Regions from separate parts of the Homo sapiens genome. Here regions 1 and 3 are each linked to region 2. The links are chromatin loops, found by intact Hi-C in ENCODE. Cell type or tissue: chondrocyte. All regions are shown on one strand.

Region 1 (5,000 bases), 80 kb before region 2:
TGGTTTGTTCTTGTTTCTCTAGTTCCTTGAGGCGTGACCTTAGATTGTCTATTTGTGCTGTTTCAGACTTTTTGATGTAGACATTTAATGCTACGAATTTTCTTCTTAGCATCACTTTTTTTTGTATTTCAGAGGATTTCATAAGTCACTATTATCATCCAATTCAAAGAATTTTTAATTTCTATCTTGATTTCATTGTTCATCCAATGATCATTCAGGAGCAGATTGTTTAATTTCCATGTATCTGTACTGTTTTGGGGGTTCCTTTTGGAGTTAATTTCCAATTTTATTCCACTGCGATCTGAGCGAGTACTTGACTGATATAATTTCAATTTTCTTAAATTTATTGAGACTTGTTTTGTGGCCTATCATATGGTCTATCTTGGAGAATGTTCCATGTGCTGATGAGAAGAATGTATATTCTGCAGTTGTTGGGTAGAATGTTCTGTAAATATCTGTTAAGTTCATTTGTTGTAGGGTATAGTTTAAGTCTATTGTTTCTTTGTTGACTTTCTCTCCTGACGACTGGTCTAGTGCTGTCAGTGGAGTATTGAAGTCCCCCACTATTATTGTGTTACCAGCTATCTCATTTCTTAGGTCTAGTAGTAATGTTTTGTACATTTGGGAGCTCTGGTGTAGGTGCATATATAATTAGGATTGTGATATTTTCCTGTTGGGCTAGTCCTTTTATCATTATATAATGTCCTTCTTTGTCTTTTTTAACCATTGTTTCTTTAAGGTCTGTTTTGTCTGATGTAAGAATAGCTACTCCTGCTTGCATTTGGTGTCCATTTGCATGGAATGTCTTTTTCCACCTTTTACCTTAAGCTTATGTGAATCCTTATGTGTCAGGTGAGTCTCTTGAAGACAGCAGATACTTGGTTTGTGGATTTTGATCCATTCTGCCATTCTGTATCTTTTAAGTGGAGCATTTAGGTCATTTATATTAAACATTAGTACTGAGATGTGAGGTACTGTTCTATTCATTGTGTTAGTTGTTGCCTGAATACCTTTTTTTTCTTCATTGTGTTATTGTTTTATAGGACCTATAAGATGTATGCTTTCAGGAGGTTCTATTTTGATGTGTATTTCAAGATTTTGTTTCAAGATTTAGAACTCCTTTTAGCATTTCTTGTAGTGCTGGCTTAGTAGCGGCAAATTCATTCAGCATTTGTTTGTCTGAAAAAGACTTTATCACTCCTTCATGTATGGAGCTTAGTTTTGCTGGATACAAAATTCTTATTTTGTTTAATGAGGCTAAAGATGGGACCCCAATCCCTCTGGTTTGCAAGGTTCCTGCTGAGAAATCTGCTGTTAATCTGATAGGCTTTCCTTTATAGTTTACCTGATGGTTTTGCCTCACAGCTCTTCAGATTCTTCCCTTTGTCTTGATGTAGACAAGTCAAGACTTTAGATATGTGCCTTGGTGATGATTTTTCTGTGATGAATTTCCTGGGTGCTATTTGAGCTTCTTATATTTGGATGTCTAGATCTCTAGCAAGGCCAGGGAAGTTTTCCCTGATTATTCCCTCAAATCGGTTTTCCAAACTTTTAGATTTCTCTTCTTCCTCAGGAACACCAATTATTCTTAAGCTTGGTTGTTTAACATAATCCTAACTTTCTTGGAAGTTTTGTTCTTTTCTTTCCTTTTTTTTTTTTTGAGATGGAGTCTCACTCTGTCACTCAGGCTGGCTGGAGTGCAGTGGCATGATCTTGGCTCACTGCAACCTCTGCCTCCCAGGTTCAAGCGATTCTCCTTCCTCAGCCTCCTGAGTAGCTGGGTCTACAGGTGCACACCACCACACCCAGCTAATTTTTGTATTTTTAGTAGAGGCGGGGTTTCACCATGTTTCACTCCTGACCTCAGGTAATCCACCCGCCTCAGCCTCCCAATGTGCTGGGATTACAGGCATGAACCACCATGCCCAGACTGTTCATATTTTAAAATACTTTTTTCTTTGTCTTTGTCACAGTGGGTTAATTCCAAAGCCTTGTCTTTGACCTCTGAAGTTCTTTCTTCTACTTGTTCTAGTCTACTGTTGAACCTTCCCAGTGTATTTTGTATTTCTCTAAGTGTGTCTTTCATTTTCAGAAGTTGTCATTATTTTTTCTTCATGATACCTATTTCTCTTGGAGACTTTTTCATTCTTATCCTGTAGGGTTTTTTAAAAATTTCTTTAAGTTGGTTTTTACCTTTCTCTGGTACCATCTTAAGTAACTTAATAATTAATCTTCTGAATTCTTTATTTGGCAATTCATAGATTTATTCTTGGTTTAGATCCATTGCTGGAGAGCTAGTGTGATCTTTGCAGGGTGTTATACAACCTTGTTTTGTCATATTCCCAGAATTACTTTTCATTTGGATAGCCAGTTTCAGTGGAAAGATTTGGAACTCAAGGGCTTCTGTCCAGATTTTTTTGTCCCATGGGGTGATCCCTTGATGTGGTGCTCTCCTCCCCTCCCTACGGATGGGGTTTCCTGAGAGCTGGACTGCAGTGATTGTTATTGCCCTTCTGGGTCTAGCCACCCAGTGGGGCTACCAGGCTCTGGGCTGGTGCTGAGGAATGTCTGCAAAGAGTCCTGTGATGTGAGCCATCTTCAGGTCTCCCAGCTGCGGATACCAGCACGCTGCTCTGGTGGAGGTGGCAGGGGAGTGAAATGGACTCTGTGAGAGTCCTCGGTTGTAGTTTCATTTAATGCACTGATTTTCTTAAATGTTGGTTGTGCTAGCAGTAAAGCTGTCATGTGGACAGACTCAGGACCTCTGGTTAGGCAGGATGTTACTGGCAGTGGAATTAACTGTTGTTTTTGCCTTTGGTGAGGGATGCTCTGTTATACATTGCTGTAATGGCTTGAGTTAGTTGGCATTTAGGTAGGAGGTGGTGCTTTCAATAGAGCACCAGCTGTGATAGTAGAATGGGAATATAAGCTTGCCCTAAATTGGCCAGGATAAGTATTCAAGTTTCCCAGGTGATTGGTGGGGCTATAGAGCTCCCAAGAGCTTGTCTTTTGTCTTCGGCTACCAGGGTGGGTAGAGGAAAGCCACCAGGTGGGGGCAGTGTTTAGCGGGTCTAAGCTCTGGTACTTCTTGGGCGGGGCTTGCTGCAGTCACTGTAGGGCATAGGGTGAGTGGTTCTCAGGCCAACAGAGCTATGTTCCAAGGGGGATTATGGCTGTCTCTGCTGCATTATACAGGCTGCCAGGGAAGTGGTAGAAAGCCAGCAGTGACAGGCCTCGCCCAGCTCCCAAGCAGTCAGCAAGGCCAGTCTCACTCCCTCCATGCCCTGCCAACAGCACCGAGTTTATATCCAGGCAGCTGACACACAGGGCTGCAATCCTGCTTCAGGCTACAAGCCTCCCCACTGAGAAAGCAAGCAGGGTTTTCAGGCCTCATCCCTCCCTGTCTGCCCATGATGTCAGCTGCAGCTCCTGTACTCATACCTACACATCTCATTCATCCACTGGATTCTGCTCAGGAAAATTCGTGCTCAGTTGAAATTATTACAAAGCTCAACTAGAAGCTTCTTTTACCCTGTAGCCCCTCCCTAATTCTGCTCTCTGCCTTCCCCAAGGACCCCTGTGAGATAAAGTCAGGAATGGCTTCCCTGGGCTTGAGCTGGAGTCTGGGAGTACCTACGGGGCCCTTCTTACTGCTTCTTCTACTTTTATATTTTGCTCAGCTCCCTAAATCCATTTCAGCTGTACATAAGGTTAAATCCTACTCCTATGATCTGGGTTTTTAGGTTCCACAGTGAAGATGTGTGTTCAGAGGCAAACCTTCCCCACTCATACATTGGGAACTCACAGTTTTTTGTCTATCTCATAGAGTTTGCAGCAGCAAGCTGCTTCTTTAAAAGGGTCTGTGAGTTCTTTTGGTTTTTCTGGTGTGATCCTATGGTGGTTCTTGGAGCAAAAGTTCATGATGTGAATTTCCACATGCTGTTCTGTTTGTCCAGGTGGGAGCTGCACATTGGTCTTCTCTTCCATCCATCATTTTCTACACTCTCAGCATTTTAGTTTCCATGAACCAGTTTCTGTGACTGTGCATGCTTTCCATTTTGTCCAATTTTTGAATGTAAATGTTTATTGCAATAATTCTGTTCTTGTACCATCATTGTACTTGAGGTGTTCAATGGGTACAAATTTTCTCTTTTGAGTTCATAGATCTTTGAATCAAGAGTAGCCTCATCTGATTTAATATGGATCACAAGAGCTTGGACTTTGTCTAATTGAATGAGGCTTTGAGAACCTTGGGATAGAGGTGAGTATATTTTGCACATGGGAGAGATGTAAGTAATTATGACCAAGAGGGCAGTTCATGGTAGATGAAACTGTTGGCCCTGAATTTTGATTTATTTCTGCATCTGTGGCCTTTACCTTCTTTTCAGATCTTCCCACTGGAGGTGAAACATGCTTTCTTGCTCTTGAGTTACAGTTTGGTCTTGTGACTGGCCGCCTTGATCATTGAGGTGTTCTCACATGTAATGCAAATAGGGGCTTGAAAGCTGCTTTCATAGTTGGGCCTACCCCTTTGCATTTCTGCTGTCACCATAAGAAAAGTGCCCCTTGCTAGCTGCTACTCCTCCATCCGGGATCATAGAAGGAACACACATGGAGCAGATCTAAGCCCAGCTCAGACAGAAACCAAGCACAGATGGACCCACAGCTTGAAGCGGATACACGAGGTCGAGCCCAGCCTGCATCAGCTGATTGGCATCCATGCTGCTGACCTATGAGCATGAGAATACATGCTTATTGTTTCAAGCAGCCAATTTTGGGATGATTTATTATGACACATTGTTGTGAAAATAGCCTTGATACTTAGACCTGCCTCTCCCCCAACCCCTACTCCCATCAGGTACTGAGTAAGGGAACGGGAGGAGACCTCAGTTGAAGGAGTTCAGGTTGTGGCTACAAGGTAGAAAGATGCCATTAGACAAGTGACAGGAGGTTATTTGGGGAGTGAAGGAGTGAACTCATGGCCTGAAGAGCAGTCTCTA
Region 2 (5,000 bases):
TGGCATAATCTTGAAATTTCCAAAACTTGAGGACAGTACAAGAGAACAAAATTACAGGCTAATCTCAAAAAATGTACATAGGAAAAATACTCAACAAAATATTAGCCAAAGAGAATCTAGCAATACACAAAATGTTTTACTGAGTAAAACATCATTACCCAGTTGGCTTCATCTTGTCGATCAAGAATGGTTTCAACGTTTGAAAATCACCAGTGGTAACCCACAATAATAGATTAAAGGGGAAAAGTCACATGATCATCTCAATAGCTGCAGAAAGATCACTTGATAAGAGCCAGCACCCATCAATATTCCAAGTGAACTGGGATGAGAAAGGAAATTTCTTAATTTGATGAGGATTATATACCAAAAAAAAGATGATAGCTGTATTAGCCTATTTTCATGGTGCTAATAAAGACAGACCCAAGACTGAGTAATTTATAAAGAAAAGAGGTTTAATGGACTCACAGTTCCACGTGGCTGAGGAGGCCTCACAATCATGGCGGAAGGTGAAGAAGGAACAAAGGCATGTCTTACATGGTGGCAGGCAAGAGACTGTAGGGGAACTGCCCTCTGTAAAACCATCAGATCTCATGAGACTTATTCACTATCATGAGAAAAGCAAGGGAAAAACCCACCCCCATGATTCAGTTACCTCCAACTGAGTCCCTTCCATAATGTGGGGATTATGGGAGCTACAATTCAAGATGAGATTTGGGTGGGGACACAGCCAAACCATATCAATAGCTAATATGCTTAATGGTGACATATTGAAGTGTTAAAAACCAGTATACCAAAACTAAGTTATATTTACATATACCCACAGCCAACAGTTAGAAAGTATTACTTTAAAGATTTTATTTGTAGTAACAAAAAACTCAAGAGCCCAGGAATCAATCTAAAAAAGATTTATGTGGAGAGAACTATTGAGCACTTTTTGTGATTTCCTTGAAGCACAGAAATTAAGAAACTTGCTCAAAGCTACACAGTTGCTAGGTGAGTTTGAGCTGGGATTCTCTGGCTTCAGAGCTAAGGAAGGCCCCAAAACATGCAGGGCGAGAGGCACACTGAACTCTGGACCTTCACATTAGATTCGTCAGTGTCTGAGGCAAATCAGGGAGGAAGAAATAGATTGTTATAAAAATTAGTAATCTGCAGCATCTATTTGTGTGTTACTTTGTTGAATGTCTGCCCCCCACACCCACCAGCCCCCAACTGTAAGCTCTGTGGATGAGGCAAATACATATGGTATATCTGGCATCAACACTGGATCAGCTACATAGTGGGGGTTCAATAAACCTGGATTGAATCTCTGAATAACACTCTTTTTTGGGTTTAAGACAGAGAGTGGGCTGGGCGCGGTGGGTCACACCTGTAATCTCAGCACTTTGGAAGGCTGAGGTGGGTGGATCACTTGAGGCCAGGATCGAGAGCAGCCTGGCCAACATGGTGAAACCCCATCTCTACTAAAAATACAAAAAATTAGCTGGGCATGGTGGTGTGCATCTGTAATCCCAGCTACTTGGGAGATTGAGGCAGGAGAATCGCTTGAACCTAGGAGGTGGAGGTTGCAGCAAGCTGTGATTGTGCCACTGCACTCCAGCCCAGGCGACAGAGTGTGACTCTGTCTCAAAAAAAAAAAAAAGAAAAAAAAGGCAGTGAAGGCGTTGGAATAAATGCATCGAAATTTTCCAAGTGTTTATTATTGGACCCTTGGATTCTAGTAGAAACCATGAGCTGGTACCATCAACACCTCAGGCTCAGCACCATGCTTCAGTTTCCCGTGTTAACAGGCCAGTCACACTTTGTTACAGAAGACAGGGCATTGCCCTAGGGCATCTCTGTTGACCCTGCATGTCCTCAGACACTCCTTCATCCCCTCCATTTAAAATTTTTAAAAATGATTCTGGCTTGGTGGTAATCTGGACATGGATCTTTAAGATGATGGAGAAGTTCATAGAGCAACAGTTCTCTTCCCTGAGTGCAAACTGGGGTCACTTGAGAGAGATTTAAAAAATCAGGTTTAGGCCCCACCTGTACAGATTCTCATTCATGGAGAATGAGATGATTGATAGATGGAGTTGGCATCTATCATCTATCTAGCCATATGTATGCGTGTATAAACTTTTTATTAAAATACAATATACAAAAACGTACACATTCAATTGGTATATTTATAAATTGCTGGAGATTCTGCCATGCAGCCCGTATTGAGAACCATTCTTGTTGGCAAAACTGTAGAACAATCAGAGTTTACCACTGCTGCCTCCCAGCCATTCCCCCTGCTAACCACAGAGAACTTCTGCATCTGTCTGCCTTCCACAGGCAGCATGCGTTTATTGCATGCCAGATTTCAGAGTGCCAGGAGCCCGGGAGCAGCCACTGTACGTCTCAGCAGGCTGGTGGCACTGCATTAGGCGGCCGCAGTTCGCCAGAACAGTGGGCCAGGCAGGGACCACAGGCCCCCAAAGATAAGCGGGCGGAGGTCTCCAGAAGGAGCTGTGAGTGTGTGCAAGCCCCGCCACAGTCCCGGGTCGCAGCTGAGAATAATCGAGCCAGACTTTCCTTTACCTCCCCTCCCCACCAATAATGACACATCTGCTCTGAGTCCCAGTACCTTGGGAAATTCTCAACTAGGAAACTAAGTAAATTAATCCATTCTCTTACCTCCTCCCAGGAAATAATTTGTATTTTGCCAGAAACTTTCAATCGACTTTGAGGCTGCTGTGAGCAGAACAGGAAGCTGTTCTGAATCTGGAATGCCTTTGCTCCTCCATCAAACCACACTGAGACCACCTGCTCTGCCAGACCTCGGGCAGAGAGGCAGGAACCTGCGTTTCTGGAATCCCTATTTCGGAGGGGAGAGCTGGTCAAGGAAAGGGGCTTCCGTTCCAGCGCCTCGGCGCCATCTGCTGGGAAAGAGAGGCAATGACAATTCAGGGCTGCAACTGGTCCCCGTAGGGGGCTGAAGGGAAAACAGAAGTCGTGAAGCCCACCTTCCTACTCCCGAACATTACCTTAAGGGCTTCCTCAGAGATCCCACGCTGCCTTGTATATGAAGCCACCTTGTGTGTATTACTGGACAGAGGGTGAAGAGACGCCTTGCTACCAGCTCTCTTTCTACAGCAGAGCTTGGTTCTGCAGTCACCATGCTGGAAGGTGGGGGAAGGGCAGCCTCCTTCGGAGGTTCCCCACTGCCGAGAGAATCAGGTGTGTGCCTAATCCTGGCACAGGCTTCCAGAGAGGCAGCCACGAGCAGCGGTGCTGGGTTCAGATGAGGACATCACCTGTGGGGCTGTGGAAGGGACTCCTACTTGGAGGGAGTGAATGATGAGAGCCAGATGAACTTTAACATCACGTCCCAATTTAGGATTTCATATACCTGTCAGGTCTGATGTGAGATTTTTTTTTTTTGAGACAGGGTCTCACTCTGTCACCCACGCTGGAGTGCAGTGACATGGTCATACCTCACTGCAGCCTGGAACTCCTGGGTTCAAGCAATCCTCCCACCTCAGCCTCCCAAGTAGGTGGGACTACAGGTGTGCACCACCACGCACAGCCGGGTTTTTTTTTTTTTTTTTTTTTTTTTAAAGAGACAGGGTCTTGCTATGTTGCTCAGGTCTGTCTCAAACTTCTGGGCTCAAGTGATCCTTCCACGCTGGCCTCCCAAAGTGCTGGGATTACAGGTGTGAGCCATCATGCCTGGCCAAGATGAATTTGTACCTTGAAAATATTGTGGCCAGGCGCGGTGGCTCATCCTGTAATCACAGCACTTTGGGAAGACAAAGCGGGCAGATCACTTGAGGTCAGGAGTTCAAGACCAGCCTGGTCAACTTGGTGAAACCCCGTCTCTACTAAAAATACAAAAATTAGGTGGGCGTGGCGGCACATGCCTGTAATCCCAGCTACTTGGGAGGCTGAAGCAGGAGAATCACTTAAACCCGGGAGGTGGAGGTTGCAGTGAGCCGAGATCGCGCCATTGCACTCCAGCCTGGGCAACAAGAGCGAAACTCCGTCACAAAAAAAAAAAAGAAAAGAAAAAAAAGAAAGAAAATATCGTTTGAATGTGTGGCTCAAATAAGACCATTGAAAGCATAATTGTAAAATGTTGAAGTTTTGTGCCAATGTGTGCAAATATTTGGAGAGAGAGACCACATTCTCATTTAGACTCTTAAAGCAAACCATGTATTTTCCAGGAATGTTTCCTTGACATTGGCTTGACTTCGTGCCAGATCCCTTACTTCTCCCTGGCAGTGGCGAGTCCCTAACTTGACCCAACATTGCCTGAGCTGTTCTGTTTACTAACTACAGCAACAGCAACTAACACTTACTGAGAATTTATTATATGCTAATCACAAGAATGACATTTAATAAGGACCTGTGTTGGAAAGATTTGAGAACAGTCCTGCCCTTGACCACTTTTATAAATTAAGGTTTAGTGTTTTTCAACTGACTTTAGCTAATATTTACATCCAGAATGTGCCAGGCACTATGCCATATTATTTCATTATTATGCATTATTTCACTTTATTCTAGCACCAACCAAAGGAAGTATAATTTTATCTTGATTTTGCAGAGGAGGAAATTGAAGCTTAGATCAGTCAGTCAACTACTCAACATGGTGAGGGGGAGGGATGGTAGACAAGTCGCCCCTGAGCATCCTGCTGGTCTCTCTAGCTATAATATGTACTTGTTTTCCTCAGAATCTCTTACAGTCTTACAATGTCTGAGTTGGTGCATGTTGCAACTTTGTATAAGAATAAATGCAGACCCAGAGTCTAGGCAGTAAAAACATATATCATTGACCCAATAACTTTTTCCCATAAAAACTTCTGACACCCCACTCTTTCCCAGCATTGCACCCTGGATTTTATTGGCAGAGATTTACAGTAGCTTCCTAGGCTGGCTTGTGTGCACGTGGTCAGCTGAGAGCCAGATCTGGGCCTTCTCTATTGCTGCTCATCTCCCTGGCATGAGTGAGGGACTCGATGAGAGAAACATCT
Region 3 (5,000 bases), 430 kb before region 2:
CCTCCCTCCTCAGCCTCCCAAGTAGCTGGGACCACAGGCACATGCCACCACACTCGGTTAATCTAAAAAAATTTTTTTTGTAGAGGTTGGGGTCTCGCCATGTTGCCCAGGCTGGTTTCAAACTCCTGAGCTCAAGCAATCCTCCAGCCTCAGCCTGGAGGCTGGAATTACTGGTGTGAACCACTGCGCCCCGCTGTAGGGCTTTTACATCCCCATTTAACAAATGGCAAAACAGAGTCCTAGGCAGGTCCAAGAGAAAAGAGGTCTCAGTTAGCACTCAAGGAGGCGGCCACACTCACGGCTCCAGCTGGACCATCAGTAAGGAGGACCGAAGGACTCCCACCCCGCTGCGGAGCAGCCCTTTCCGCCCCGCTCCCAGAGCACTGCGGCCTCCTCCTCACTTGCTTCCTGCAGGTGAGAGGTGGTGGACAGGACCTGTGAGGGTCTGGGCCAGCCTCCTGGCTTCATAGGTAAGGAATGGGGTTTTGTGTGGTGTGTGCGTCTCAGCCTTCACGGAGCATTCCTAACAGTTCTCTACTTCGCCACATGCAGTGAGGTCCACTTATTTTCTCCTGATCTGGGCTATTTCCTTCCCTTCCCTTACTCAGCCCTCCCTCTTACTTGGGGAGCCAAGGTCTCCAGGGAAAGCTATTTATTTCGTGGCCAGAGAGGCCGCAGCCCTAGCAATCCCAGGAACCCCCACATCTGCGCAGGCCAGCCAGGCTGGAGAAGCTGGAATTTCACAGCCTGGAGGTGATCAGGCCCAGTCAGGCGGCTTCACTCTTTTCTCTTCAGTCCCTGCCCTGGATGCAGGGACCAAGTAGCCCCCCTGCGTGGGGACTGTATTAATTCCCTAGGGCTGCCATACAGGGTATTACAAATGGAGTGGCTTGAAACAACAGCAGTTTATTCTTGGACAGTTCTGGAGACCAGAAGTCAGAAGTGGAGGTGCCAGTCAGGCCTGCTTCCTCGGAGACGCTGGGTAGAGCTCTTCCTTGCCTCCTCCCGGCTTCTGGTGTGGCCTTGCTCCTTGGTGCTTTTGGCTTACAGACATTCGCTCCAGTCTCTGCCTCCATCTTCCCATGATATTCTTTCTGTGTTTGTGTCTGTCTCCTTTCCTCTTCTTACAAGGACATCAGTGATATTGGATAAGGGCCCACCCTAATGACCTCATCTTGAGCTCATTATATCTGCAAAGACCCTGTTTCCAGATAAGGTCCCGTTCACAGGTACCAGAGGTTAGGGTTTCAATGTATCTTTTTAGGTGACCCATTCAATCCAAAGCAGGGACCTTGCCTCTTGGCGAACATGCACAGTGAAGACCACCCTTGAATACCAGAGTTCGTCTCTTAAGTGGGCTATAATATGAAAAATATGGGAAGGCATTCATGTGCGAAAGCCAGAATAGGGAGAAGCCACCTGGATTTGAACCCCAACTTCTTGACCTACAGTCCAGTGCCCTAAGCTGTGGCCCCAACACATCAGCAGTTCTTATGGGTCCTTTTCTCCAGTGGGGTCACACTCAGGGCCCATGTTGACTATTAATTCTGCAAGGAGGTCCTGCTGTACTGTAGGCCTTGGGCCTCGATGCCTCTCTAAGATCCTCCCCCATTGTCTCACCCAACACTGTGCAATGACCATCCTTGAACTTTCTTGTCAAGGCTGCACCTGAATCCATTGCTCTTGCTGCCATTTTCACATGGAATTCCTTCCCACCTGCCTTGTTTAAGTAAGCCCTTCAGAACGCAAAGCCCATTTTGAATAGGGAACATGCCATTACCCTAGTTTTGGTCAGGTGTGTAATTTACACCCTCTCCTCTGTATTCCAAGAGCTATTATCATGAATTGCCATGACAGGCATTTCCACTAAACTTTTAGCTCCTGAGGCCGGGAATTGTGTGGTTGTTAGAGTCTGGGACACAGGAGGCACCTACTAGTGCTCATTGAATTAATGCATGAAACTCATCAAGGAATCTGGCTGTGCAGGGCTTCCCATGGCTCTGTTTAGCAGAGGCAGTAGGTTGCTAGTCTTTCTTAATATGTTCCACTCTGCTGAGAATACTGAGAGGCCCCTAGGGCTGCAGTGATGGTCCCCCATGGCCATGTCCTGGCTACTCCTGACTTCTTTTAGAGAACCACTTTTCTCCTCATACTATAGACATATATTCTGAGTGGAGGCAGATATATTCTTAGAAGACCTTACTCCTGAAATGGTTATACCCCTTACATATCTTAATCCTTGGTGGCAGTGGCTGCTCATGGATAGGCACAGAACCCAAGCCAAACCAACCACAGTCCTTCTCTAGAATTTTTTAGACTCAAGTCTTTTTCTCTCTGGCAATCAAAGTGTGGAGCTATGAACCTACAAATGTTGGAGGCAGGGTCTCAGCTGCGTGGAGAGTTGGGTTTGAGACATTAAAACTAACTTAAGAGGGAACCAAAGAATAAAGCTACAGGGAGAGAGTCCTGAGAACATTTGAGTTCCTGGAAGTCAGCTTCTTGTCTGATATTTACATTATATTTTATTTTCTATCAGCTGAAATTTAATCTCTGCCACTTACCATCATGTTAATACAACACGATTCCAAAGCTGAAATAATATTAATAGGAAACATAATGGCAGCAGGGGGCATAGCTCAGTGGTAGAGCATTTGACTGCAGATCAAGAGGTCCCTGGTTCAAATCCAGGTGCCCCCTAGTTTTCTTCACTTCTAGAATGCATCTTTTGGGAGACAGTATTTGAGACAAAAAAGGAGATGAAGGAGAAACAATGAAAGAAGCTTAAGAAGAGGGAGAAATGGATGCTGGGTAAAAAGAATCAACAACTGTCCACCAGAGGGAGTGATATGGTCAGGCTGAAATCTGAAAAAAAATACCTAGTTTGGCCCAGCAATGTCTGAGTTGGAGGAGAAGACAGGAAGAGATGCTAGACCACTGCAATAATGATGTGCTGAGCAGAGCTGGACTGAGTATTGTTCCTTCTCAACAATTAGCCTCACTGAAGGTCTAGTCCCAAAGCCCTTGCAATCTCTTGATATGGTTTGGTTCTGTGTTGTCACCCAAATCTCTTGTTGAATTGTAATCCCCAGTGTTGGGGTAGGGATCTAGTGGGGGGTGATTATGGGGCAGATTTTTCCCTTGCTGTTCTTGTGATAGCGAGTGAGTTCTCATGAGATCTGGTTGTTTGAGAGTGTGTAGCACTTCCCCCTTTACTCTCTTTCTTTCCTGCCGGCCATGTGAATATGTGCTTGCTTCTCACACCCCTTCTGCCATGATTGTAAGTTTCCTGAGGCCTTCCCAGAAGAAGCCTGTACATCCCACAGAACTGTGAGCCAATTACACCTATTTTCTTTATAAATTACCCAGTCTCAGGTATGTCTTTATAGCAGTGTGAGAACAAACAAATACACTTCTCTTTCCCTTCCCCCATGCTGTGGACAAAGATATCAACAAGAAAATTTTTCTTTGCTGGTCTGCACATAAGCTCAAGCTCAAAAGAGCTGTTGGCCTGGCGTGCAGAGACCTCTCCTGGAGGCCTGAGACTAGGATGATGATCATGTTGTCCCTTGGGTACTCCGTATATATCTGCAGTGGGAACAGTTCTCTGGCCCAGGAGCTCCTTGACTGCCAAAACAAAGTCTTCATCAGCTAGGGGTTCACAGAACATGACACAGATTGGAACAGGCAGGAGCTCAATAAATGTTTGTTGAATACACGAACTAGTGATGACCTTTTTAAAAATTTTTAAATTTTAAACTCAAGGGGTACGTGTACAGATTTGTTACATGGGTATATTGAGTAATGCTGATGTTTGGGCTTCTAATGATCCCATTGCCAAACAGGTAGTTTATTAACCCTTCTCCCCCTCCCTCCCTCTCCCCTTTTGGATTCCCCAATGCTTATTGTTCCCATCTCTCTGTCCATGTGTATCTAATGTTTAGCTCCCACTTATAAGTGAGAACATGTGGTATTTGGTTTTTTGTTTCTGTGTTAACTCACTTAGGATAATGGCCTCCAGCTGCATCCATGTTGCTGCAAATGATGTGATTTCATTCTTTTTTTTGTGACTCTGTAGTATTCCATGTTATATATGTACCACATTTTTTTTTGACAAGGCCTTGCTTTGTCACCCAGGCTGGAGTGCAGTGGTACAATCATGGCAATCATGGGTCTCTGCAGCCTCAACCTCCTGGGCTCAAGCAATCCTCCCACTTCAGGCTTCTGAGTAGCTGGGACTACAGGCATGCACCACCATGCCTGGCTATTTTAAAAAATTTTTTGTAGAGATGGGGGTATCACTGTGTTGACCAGGCTGGTCTCAAGCTCCTGGACTCAAGAGATCCTCCTGCCTTGGCCACCCAAAGTGTGGGATTATAAGCATGAGCCACCATGCCTGGCCCCATATTCTCTTTATCCTATCACTGGTGATGGGCACCTGGGTTGATTCCATGTCTTTTTTTTTTTTTTGAGACAGAGTCTTGCTCTGTCCCCTAGGCTGGAGTGCAGTGGCACGATCTTGGCTTACTGCAACCTCTCCCTCCCAGGTTCAAGCAATTCTCCCGCCTCAGCCTCCCAAGTAGCTGGGATTACAGGCACCTGCCATCATCCCGGCTAAGTATTGTATTTTTAGTAGAGACAGGGTTTCATCGTGTTGGCCAGGCTGGCCTTTGACTCTTGACCTCAGGTGATCTGCCTGCCTTGGCCTCCCAAAGTGCTGGGATTACAGGCATAAACCACTGCACCCGGCCTTCCATGTCTTTGCTATTGTGAATAGTGCTGTGATAAACATACAAGTGAAGGTGTCTTTTTGGCAGAACGATTTATTTTCCTTTGGGTATATACCCAGTAGTGGGATTGCTGGGTTGAATGGTAATTCTATTTGTAGTTCTTTGAGAAATCTCCAAATTGCTTTCTACAGGGGCCGAACTAATTTACCTTCCCACCAATAGTGTATAAGCATTCCTTTTTCTCTGCAACCTTGTCAACATCTGTTATTTAAA

What was found. Hi-C counts contacts between places; a loop is a spot of excess contacts. Peaks named below come from ENCODE experiments on the same cell type or tissue, not always from the same donor. Only the 100,000 strongest peaks of a DNase experiment are listed, where the experiment ranks them.
Region 1: a loop joins it to region 2, with 6 times the contacts of the local background. A loop is called at or near these places in 83 of 110 quality-filtered maps.
Region 3: it touches region 2 in a loop (4-fold over the local background); 2 of 110 quality-filtered maps call a loop at or near these places.

What each region holds. Positions count from the first base shown.
Region 1 is chr7:149,659,696-149,664,695 of GRCh38, forward strand. No RefSeq gene overlaps it. Among named protein-coding and RNA genes, the nearest start is that of TRC-GCA21-1, 2.6 kb to the right of the region's middle. In chondrocyte, a CTCF peak has its summit at 3,053 (motif pointing right); no DNase peak of the experiment used is centred here.
Region 2 is chr7:149,739,443-149,744,442 of GRCh38, forward strand. It overlaps LOC124901771 (a long non-coding RNA gene), which reads right to left and starts at 2,858. Exons shown (of 2, transcript XR_007060585.1): 1 at 2,665-2,858; 2 at 432-570. RefSeq lists an enhancer at 2,464-2,993. In chondrocyte, a CTCF peak has its summit at 2,922 (motif pointing left); no DNase peak of the experiment used is centred here.
Region 3 is chr7:149,307,565-149,312,564 of GRCh38, forward strand. It overlaps TRC-GCA1-1 (tRNA-Cys (anticodon GCA) 1-1), which reads left to right and starts at 2,626; the gene lies at 2,626-2,697. In chondrocyte, CTCF peaks have their summits at 2,824 (motif pointing right) and 3,028; a DNase peak (open chromatin) is centred at 386.